2 separate regions of the Homo sapiens genome follow, and region 2 is linked to region 1. The links are chromatin loops, found by intact Hi-C in ENCODE. Cell type or tissue: PC-9. All regions are shown on one strand. Each heading gives the region's core, and the rest is flanking DNA. Links, peaks and the distances in the headings are about the cores only.

Evidence for each region. Hi-C counts contacts between places; a loop is a spot of excess contacts. Peaks named below come from ENCODE experiments on the same cell type or tissue, not always from the same donor. Only the 100,000 strongest peaks of a DNase experiment are listed, where the experiment ranks them.
Region 2: it touches region 1 in a loop (2.8-fold over the local background); 4 of 110 quality-filtered maps call a loop at or near these places.

The regions. Positions count from the first base shown.
Region 1 is chr2:19,535,209-19,540,589 of GRCh38, forward strand. No RefSeq gene overlaps it. Among named protein-coding and RNA genes, the nearest start is that of LINC01808, 69 kb to the left of the region's middle. In PC-9, for the core only: no CTCF peak of the experiment used is centred there; DNase peaks (open chromatin) are centred at 1,153, 3,343 and 3,683; H3K4me3 peaks cover 1,287 bases; H3K27ac peaks cover 3,972 bases.
Region 2 is chr2:19,848,274-19,853,654 of GRCh38, forward strand. No RefSeq gene overlaps it. Among named protein-coding and RNA genes, the nearest start is that of LINC00954, 18 kb to the right of the region's middle. RefSeq lists an enhancer at 2,591-3,343. In PC-9, for the core only: a CTCF peak has its summit at 3,060 (motif pointing left); no DNase peak of the experiment used is centred there.

The DNA.
Region 1 (5,381 bases), core at 249-5,248:
AAAAGTGGGTATATTGCTAATAAGCTTACAGAAATAAAAAGGATTATGAGAAAATACTACGAACATTTATATGCAATCAAGTAAGATAGCCAAGATAAAATGAATAAATTCTTAGAAGGAAAAAATTACCAAAAGTGACTCAAAAAGAAATAGAAAACCTGAACAGACCTATAATAAGTAAAGAGATTGAATCAGTAATCAAAAAACTTCCAACAAAAAAAAATCCCAGGTTTCATTGGTGGACTCTACTAAAGGTGCTTGTAAAAGTAACACCAATTCTTCTCAAATTCTTCCAAAACTTGGAAGAAGAGGATGAAATACTTTCTGATTTATTCTATGAAGCCATTATTCCCCTGATTTTAAAGCCAAAGAAAACTATAAACCAATATCCTTTGTGAATATAGATGCAAAATTTCTCAACAAATATTATCAAACTGAATCCAACAACACATTAAAAGGATTTTATATCATGACCAAATTGCATTTATTCAAAGAATGCAAGGGTGGTTCAACATAAGAAAAGAAGCCAAGGTACTATACTATATTAATAGAAAGAAAGGAGGGAAACCCCATATGATCACCTCATTGATGGAGAAAGAGCAGTAAAAAAAAAAAAAAAAAAAAAATACAACACCCTTCCAGGATTAAAAAAAATCAATCTACAAGCTAGGAATAGAAAATAATTTCCTCAAAACAAAAAAGGAGATGAAGGGATTAAGATGGTGGACAGGAAGTAGGACTAACTTGCAGCTCCCACTCAAATGGGCAGAGCAGCATGTAGAGACTCATATCGTAAACTTTTGCTCCAAGAACTACCACATGAACATACCAAGAAAGCCAAGAGAATCCACAGACTTTTGAAGGAACTGGATTACCACTGCAGACTCCCTGAGATGCCAAAAAACTGTGAGTCTGCTTGCTTTCTCAATGGGGGAGGCTCGTGGTCTGGGGCAAGTTCTCAGCCCTGGTCACTGGCTGCCCGGAAATAGACTCAAACTCTCAGCCCTGGTGCTGTTGGGGTGCATGGTGGGAGTGAGATTGGCCTTTAGGACTGTGGGCTGTATAGGAGTGGGATGAGGCCTGTGACTGCAGGCTTTTCTTCACTTCCCTCATGACCTGTATGACTCACCAGAGGCAGCCATAATCCCCCTGGGAATGTAACTCCATTGAACTGGGTACCACACCCCCATTTCCCACATGCAGCAAGTCCCACCCAAGGAGAAGCTGAGCTCAGACATGCCTATCCCTGCCCCGACCTGGTGGTCTTTCTCCACCCACTCTGGTAGCCAGAGACAAAGATCATAATCTCTTAGGAGCTCTATGGCCCTGCCCACTGCCTAAGAAACCTGAATACTTAACCCAGGTGTCTCTAGGGCAAGTTTGCATCCTCCCTATAGGACTGCAGCTGATACACTCTTGAAATTGCCACCTCCTGTCTGGAGGCCAAACCAATACAAAGCCAGCGCGCTAAACAACAAAACCAAGAACCCTCACAGAGTCCACTTCACTCCCCTGCTACCCCCACAAGAGCAGGTGCTGGTATCCACAGCTGCAAGACCTGAAAATGGGTCACATCACAGGACTCTTTCCAGACCAGCCCAGAGCTCGGTAGCTGTGCTGTGTGGCTAGACCCAACAGAGCAAAAACGATCACTGCAGTTCAGATCTCAGGAAACCCCATTCCTAGGGGAAGGCAGAGAACACCACATCACTAAAGCACCCCGTGGGACAAAATAATCTAAACAACAGCCCTTGAATCCCAGATCTTCCCTTTGATCTTCCCTCAGTCTACCCAAATAAGAAGGAACCAGAAAAACAATTCTGGTAATATGACAAAACAAGGTTCGTTAACACTCCCATACCAGCTCACCAGCAATGGATCCAAACCAAGATGAAATCTCTGAATTGCCAGAAAAAGAATTCAGAAGGTTGATTATTAAGCTAATCAAGGAGGCACCAGAAAAAGGTGAAGTCCAACTTAAAGAAATCAAAATAATGATACAGGATATGAAAAGAAAATTCTTCAGTGAAGTAGGTAGCATAAATAGAAAACAGTCACAACTTCTGAAAAATCAAGGACACACTTAGAGAAATGCAAAATGCACTGGAAAGTCTCAGCAATAGAATTGAACAAGCAGAAGAAATAACTTCAGAGCTCAAAGACAAGGCTTTTGAATTAACCTAATCCATCAAAAACAAAGAAAAAAAAGAATTTTAGAAACTGAACAAAGCCTCCAAGAAGTTTGGTACTATGTTAAACGTCCAAACCTAAGAATAATTGGTTTCCCGAGAAAGAAGAGAAATCTAAAAGATTGGAAAATGTCTTTGAGAGAATAATCAAGAAGAGCTTCCTCAACCTTGCTAGAGATATAGATATCCAAGTACAAGAAGCTCAGAGAACACGTGGGAAATTCATTGCAAAAAGATCATCAACTAGGCACATAGTCATCGGGTTATATAAAGTCAAGACAAAGGAAAGAAGAGCTATGAGGCAAAAGCATCAGGTAACCTATAAAGGAAAACCTATCAGATTAACAGCAGATTTCTCAGAAGAAACCCTACAAGCTAGAAGGGAGTGGGGTCCTATTTTTAGCCTCCTTAAACAAAACAATTCTCAGCCAAGAATTTTGTATCCACTGAAACTAAATTTCATAAATGAAGGAAAGATACAGTCTTTTCCAGGCAAACTAATGCTGAGAGAATTCACCACTACCAAGCAAGGACCAGACTGAAAGAAGCCAGACACATAAGGCCACAAAGTGTATGATTCCATTTATATAAAATATCCAAAATAAGTAAATCCATAGAGACAGAACGTAGATTAATGGTTGCCAGGGTTTCAGGGGAGAGGGAGAGGAGGAGTGAACACTTTACAGGTACAGGGTTTCTTTTGGGGTAAAACAAATTCTAGAATTAGGTAGTGGTGATGGCCGTACACCATTATAAATGTTCTAAAATCCACTGAATCGTAAATTCTGAAATAGCTAAAATGGCAAATCTTATGCAACGTAAATTTTATCTCAATAAAAAAAATTTTAAACAAAGAAGTGCCATAAAATCTCAGATAGGATTGAAAGAAAAGTATTTTACAGATCAGTGCTTTTTTCCTCACTTTTTTATTTGTTTTCATGGAAATTACCATATGTAGGGAAAACTATGCTTTTACTACAAGTTCAGGCTGTGCGATGAACTGAAAAAAAAAAAAAAAAATCCAGAGATTTCAGAGTCAGTTCTGGCTCTGACATTAAAGAACCGTATGATTCTGGGGAAGTCCCTTTTTCTCCTCTGGGCTGCATTCACCTCAGATGACACCATGGTGTCCACCTGTGCAATATATGGGCTAGGCCTGGTCTGGATCCAGGAACTACATAGAAAGGCCATGAGTCAGTTCTGAGCCTGACTCATTACGAGATAGGTTAATGGTAAAGCAAGAGGAGATAGGAAACAATTCAGAGTTTTTCCTACGTCTTCCCCTGAATTATCCTCATCTGTGGGCAAAATGCTCAAGAATGATATTTTTAAAAGGGTGACGATATTTGGTTAAAATGTCCACGGAGGAAGGGGAGGTAAGGACTGTGAGAAGCGTGCCCAAACCACAGAGCTTCCAAACTGCAGTCCACATCACCAGCAACAGCCCTAATGAGCTCTGTGCTGGACACTCCCCACTGAATTACATAATACATTTCCGTTTCATTTCATGAATCACAACTTGGGATACAATGTTCCTGGGTTGCAGTTGATATATTTTAGAGATTACCAAATATTTCAAAAAGAAAAATTGATTTTATTAAATTCATATGTAAAATGTCTGTATGTCAGCCAACTTATTTATTTTCAAATTTGAGATTTTCTTAAATGTTGTAGTTACAGCTCAATGTCAAGAGAGTTCTCAATAAACCCATTAATGAATAGCGAGACTGCCGTTGCCCCTGGATTCTTCATTTCTTTTGAGAGTTCAGTTCCTGGTTGATGACGGTGGGTTTCATTTCAGCTGCCCCTCTTGGGTGAGAATGAGAAAAAAAGTGGTAGAGCTTCAGACCACGGATCAGGGGAAGTGGAACTCACATAGGCAACTATGTAACAGTGAGTTTTGTTCACTATAAGACTACAGTACAAGCCGTATATACAAACATTAACTCCTTTGCGGCTGTCAATGTTACTGGTATCCATCAGGACTCACTGGTCTTTTCTCAGGGCGACAAGGGAGCTAGAACGCAGGTCTGTGAATCAGAAAGACACAGTTCAAATCTTAGCTCAGCCACTGGCAGCTGTGCAACTTTGGGAAGGCTATTTAACCCCCCTAAGCTTCAGTGTATTAATCTGTAACGTGGGAATAATAAAAATGCATGGGTCATGAGTGCTTGCAAGGACTAACGACAGGAGATATGCAGAGTGATTAGCATAGTGCCTAGCACATAGTAAGTGTTCAATAAATACTAGTCATGTGTAATTGTTGTTATCCTACCTTAGAAGCAGCAACTTTGAATTGTAAATTGAGTTTGGGCTGATCTAGTATGTCCTGAGTTCATTTTCAAAACTTATGATCAAGTTCACTTTTGTGAAGGCACATACTCTTTGAGAATGTGAACTGGCTGTACATCATTCATTCATTTGTCATTTCTTTATTCAGTCATTTACTTACTATTTTGACCATCATCTATGTGCCTGACAGAATGTTAAACCTTAAGGGAACAAAGTTGGGAAGAACAAAACACAGTTTCTTTCCTCCAGGTTCTAACTGGGGAGAAAGGCAAATATTGTGGTGAACACAAGCTGAAAGTGATCAAAATGCTTCAGGAGCAGAGAGGAAGCCCATCTGAACCTAAGGCGGATGCTGGGCATAGCAGGGCCTTCCCTAGTGGGCTGCTGTGCACGTGAAATGAGACCCAGTGTGGGAAGAGAAAAGAGCTATGTGTGAGGGGGACAGGCCACTCAGAGAGATGCAGATGGATTACTTCAAAATACATGAGAGTGGGTCCAGGGAACTGCATTTTTAAGTGTCTACTATGAGCCCATTTTACATTTGTTAATTCAACAACAAAACCCCCATTTTCCAGATATGAAAACCAAGGCCCGGAGAGATTTTGTACCTGGCCCAAGATCATGCAGCAGGCCCAAAGCTGTCAAAATTTTGCCAAAGCCCAAGCTCTTTGCACAGGATCATACCACCTCTTTATGCTACTACATATTCTATAATAAGGCCTAAGTGATTGGTATTGATTAGCAAATCCAAAGAGGCTTCCTTGGTCTTATGAACTAATATACATTGCACCAATCAGCACTGAATAGTATACAGACAGTCTAACTATAATTTCTTCCAGAGCAATAATGAGCAGGTGATAATTCACTGCCTCAGCACCCACAATGCATTTGGCCTGCATT
Region 2 (5,381 bases), core at 287-5,286, 310 kb after region 1:
ACATCTCTGTCCGCTCAGTCTCCACACCATTAACAAGCGGAGATTTCCCTAGGCTGATCCTCGCCAGGTTCATTGGGCAGAAGGAAGTCGGCTTTCCAAAGACAAAGAAAGTCACTTCGCCCGGGAACTTGACATAGCCAAAGTGGGCCATCTTTCTTCTCTAGATTTTAAGACCTTTATGGCAGGGCTAGGGAGGTATATATAAAGAGGTCAAGGCTGGGTGTGGTGGCTCATACTTGTAATCTCAGCACTCTGGGAGGCCAAGGCAGGAGGATCACTTGAGTCTAGGAGTTTGCGTCTGCAGTAAGCTGTAACGCCACTGCACTCCAGCCTTGGCAACAGAGCAAGACCTTTTCTCTATTAAAAGAGGGATAGGTCACAGGGTGAGAATGGACACTCAGGGTCATTCTAGTCCAAGGCCCCATCTAGCACTTTGATGCTTGGGCCTCTCTGCAGCAGGAACAGAGACCACAGAATTGACTCTGCCAGTGACCAGGACTCATGAATGATTGCAATTCAGAAATGTTCTTCCATTGTGTTGAAATCTGCCTTTCATTTTCCCCCACCATATCTTCATTTACTCACAAATATTAATCATCTAAGCAAACATGGCGCCTGCCCAATCAGTCTAGAATTTTAATAGAACAACTATGGCCTCCTGAATCCCCAACTACCTGTACCTCCCTCTGTCCCTCTACTTCATCTCTTTTGGTTTCTCCTGCTGTGGAATGGCTTGGCAGGACTCTGTAGAAGAGTTGGGAGACCTTGAGAACACACCCCAAAGTGTTTGGTCATGAGACATTTGAGGACCAGGGCCCTGCCAGCTCACAGCTGCCCGAGGTCAATGAAGGGATGACCTGAAGAGAATAGGGCCTGAATTGGGTCTCCCAAGGGCCTGAACAAGCCCACTTGGCTGAGAAGGGAAAGCTCAGGGAATGGAGGTCATCACATTGTCAACAACTAGTGTTTCAACGACACGGGAGAGAAAGGAAGCTCCCATGAAGACATTAGTCCGTCTCCTTCCTTCGTTCTTGGGTCTTAAGGGAGCTCTGGTGCCATTTGGGATTTATTTTGTTTTGCTCAGGTAGGGATGGGGGAAGAATCAAATTGCCATATATTGTGATGTCCTTACACGTGACCACGCTGGTTTTCAAACGATGTTTGATGAAGCTCTGGGGAGTGCACAGAGCCCTTTAAGGGATGCTGGGGAGAGGAGCCTAGGGACAAGGTAAGCTACAGCCAGAGGCATCAGTGTCTTCTCCGTGCCCCTGTCCTATCAGAACAGCAGCTCTGAGTTTATCTGTACTATATGTGAGGCTTTTTGTTTGAAGAAAGTCCTCCGTGGATCTTTTCAGATGCCCTTGCTTTTTAAAACAGAAAATTTTTAAAGGACCTGAATTTCTGAATTGCAATCATTTCTGAATCATTTCTGAATTGCAATCATTCATGAGTCCTGGTCACTGGCAGTGTCAATTTCGTGGTCTCTGCTCCTGCTGCAGAGAGGCCCAAGCATGGGCCATGGAATGGGTTGGTGCTGTCTCCTGACCTTCCCACCAGAGTTCTTTTCATCTAATTCAGCAAAGCTCAAGGATCCCTTAAGGGTAAAAGGTGCTACACAAGAATCCTGAAAGAAGTGGAGGGCGAAAATGAATGGCAATTATTTCCTAATTGTGAACCATAAGATATGCAAATAGAGGGGCTTTTCCACAGTTGGAAACCACACAGTCCAGGCTTGGCCAGGACACCTGAGACCTGGGCAGGTACCTCTGCTGGATTGTTCCCAGGATGACTGATGACCCGACATCCTCAAGCCCAGCTTCAGGGCCCACTACAAGGCCCTACTACTGCTTCACTGCCCCAAGCCCACCTGTGGAATTGAACATAGAGTTTATCCTAAACGGAGTCACCTGGATCAGGTATGGAATCCTTCAACGATCCCAGGCCGGAAAGCCCTGGGCAGGGCCCCAGGTAGTGGCTGAGTCAGTGTGAGGAGGCATAGTGTCAGCGTCTAGCAAGTGCTCAAATCAATCATGAATAATTTTCTGGAAGCAGCTGAAGGCCGAACATATTCTTCAGCCATCAGATGTGGACTGTACGTTGTTTTTAAACTTATTTCGTTTTCTCTTTTGCCAAAAAAAGGGGGGAAAAAAAAAGACACAAGTTTTGGACCATGAAAACAACCCTGCTCCCTCTGCTCTGCAGCGCCTGGGCTTTTATTGGTGTTTTGTCTGCAATGGGCTTTGGCCACGTAAATGTGAACAAAATGAGGTAACTCACAAATCCTCTGGCTGCCTCATGGCTGAAGGCTAGTGCCTCTGAGAGTCAGCAGAAATAGACAGGCAGACAGGCGAGCACCCCAAACAAGTGGCTATGAGCCGGCAGCCAGCATGTTCCCCAAACCAGGGGGGTCAGACCAGGGGTCTGGAATGCAGTGGCTTGGGAAAGTGGGACAAGATCACCATCACTATTAGGATGAGGGACTTGCCTCACGGGCACCGTGGCTGTAGGCACTGGGTGTCTCTTGTGAACTACCCTGTCCCCTCCCAGCCACCAACTACCCCCACCATGCTGAGATGCCCTCTGCTCTGCCCTATCCTAACCCACCCCCATCATCTATTAGGAACACATGTTGGTGGGGGAGACTAGTTGGGGCTAAGGACAGGACCAGCTACATCACTGAAGTGACCCAATGCAAGATGAAAATGTGGGTCTTCTTGTTCACAACTTACTCAGAATTTCAAAATGGCAAAAGTCCCAACCTCTTTCAAGCATGGATGCCCAAGAAGTCAGGGGAGCAAGACAGAGACACGGGCAGGAGTGGGAACATCACGTAGGGTCTCTGTGATCAGGGCTGAGTAACAGCACTCTGTTCCTGAAATGCCCTCAGGCAAAGCAATAGTTCTGAGAGAAGTTCCACTTAGGAAAAGACTTTCTCAAGCTCATGATGCAGTGAGTAGCACAGATGCACCTCCCAGGTGAGGCCAGCCCTCATCCCATGCCGGCAGGGCCACCGGGGATGCTGCAGCCATGAGCTCAGCCCTCTGGTGGCCAGGGAAGTCCAGGCGTGAGCTTCAGACCCAGCGCCCCTCACCCAGCTGCTGCGGCTACCCACAGAGGGTGAGAACAATGGGTCATCCTTACATGCCCAGGCAGGTCAGCACCAGGCAGCCTGTCCCCTCCCAGCCACCAACTACCCCCACCATGCAGCCTCCAAGGAGGCACCAGGGCATCTCAGCAGCACAGGCTCAGTGCTGCAGGAAGGGCAGAGGTAGGTCACAGGCTGGGAAGGCCATTAATGACTCAGGTACCCTATAAGCACCGGGTTTCTGGGAAGCTGTCCCCCTGTGGCCTGACACCAATCCCTCCAAACCCTGCCTCCTCCCCTCCTTTGTCCAAAGAGGCAACATGAAGTCGGGCAAAAAAGTCTGATCTCAGCCACATCACTGACCCACTGTGTGATCCTCGAAAGACACCCGTCTCAGAGACTATTTCTTCTAAAGTAAAACCCAAAGTTGGGTTATATGATGGCAAAGGCACTGCTGGTTCCAACACCACGATTCTTCCTAAGAGAACAAGTTATGTTGGCTTTCAGGGATCGAAGTTCAAGTCCTCTTGATAACACATGAAGGGATGAGGATGCATCACTTTACCTCCTTCCTGGCGTTTCTGGAGTCAACCTCCTTGTGAGATCCTAGGGCCTCTCTGCCCAGCCACAGGTCAATGGGAGCATCACACCACTGTGGTTTAATCTCACATTGTGGGAGCTGCCCCAGTCCAGGACTTGGCCGCGGAAGCAGCCAGCAACCCATTGTCCAGCTGGCAACGTGTGGGATCTCACACAAAGGCTATGTGGAAATTGCCCATAAAATCACTCTCTTGCTCCCCACCCAGCTCTCATGGACCCCACAGAACAATTTATAAAGCCCACGTGGAAAAGACTTCATCCACAGCCAACTCCCCACAGGCCCCAGGCTGGAACAGGCTCCAGCCCAGAGGGGCTGCTTCACTGCTGGGCGGGCCCCCCTGTGCAGGCCGGAGTGGCACAGCCTGAGAACAAAGACTTGGCAGAAGTGTAATGCCCCCAAAGCCATTTATCACCAATCGCCACCCCCGTCACAGAGCCAAGAGTGATATGATCATACAGTATTTCATAAATTGTGTCCAAATATCTATGATATTATACAAAGTGATGCCTCTATAGAATTAAAAAGTCAAATAGCATAGAAAGTTGTACAATGAAGAGAAAAATCCACCACCTAACATCAAAAGACTTATCTAAGAGAAGGTTGAGTCCCCACTCTACTGCTGGAGGAAAGGTGGTGTGACTTGTCCAGGGTCACTCAGCTGATCTGCAATGGAGCTCAGGGTCTCTGACTACCCAAGGCAACTGTTCCCAGTGGACAGCATTTAGTATGCTCTGTGTCCTGGTGCTGGGAGATCCAAAGTGTCCCCGGCCTGCTCCTGAACCCCACACAAGCCTGGAGGCATGGCCCACACTGAAGAAAAATGGAAGCCAGGTCCCGTGGGTCACACCTATGGTCCTAGCATTTTGGGATGCCTAGATAGGAGGATTGCTTGAGCCCAAGAGTTTGAGACCAGCCAGGGAAATATAGAAAGACTCTGTCTTTACAAAAAAAAAATAATAATAATAATAACTAAGTGTAATGGCACAAGCCTGTAGTCCCAGCTACACAGGAGGCTAGCATGGGAGGATCGCCTGAGCCCAGGAGTTCAAGGCTGCAGTGAAGTATGATCATGCCACTGCACTCCAGCCTGGGTGACAGAGAGAGACCCTGTCTCTATTTAAAAAAACAAAAAGGAGAAAGAAACATGGAAAAGAGGTGAGTTTTGGTTTTGGCCCTTATTTTGCACCTGCGGGGCCTGGTGTCTGACACCACATCCACCAATAGGTTCTTTGCTCCACGTGGAGCTCGCTTCACTTTGCCCAAGTATATCATTCCCGCTGAGCCCTCTGCAAGCTTTCCCAGTGAAGCCCTATTTGAAACTCTTTCATTCATCCCTAAAGCTCTTAAGCTACGGAACCCAGGTCTGGGCACCCTATCGGGCACACTGAACACACATCTGCAGATAACATTTAAGCCCCCAGGATTCTGAGCTAGGGCTGATGCCATGGTGGGGAAAGAAGGGGAGAAAGTTTCCAGTCTGACGTCTGGGAGATGGGGCCCGCCCCTACAATTCAACAAGTTTTGTTGAACAGAGCAGACTCAAGGGCAAAGCACAGCACATTATGGTTGATTGAGTGGAGAAAAAAGAGATGAATACCTCATTTGTGGACAAGATAAAATTGCCACACCACCCGGGCCTGAAGAAAACATCCAGCTGACTATGACAAAGGCAGCCTGGGGACCACCAGGGTCACC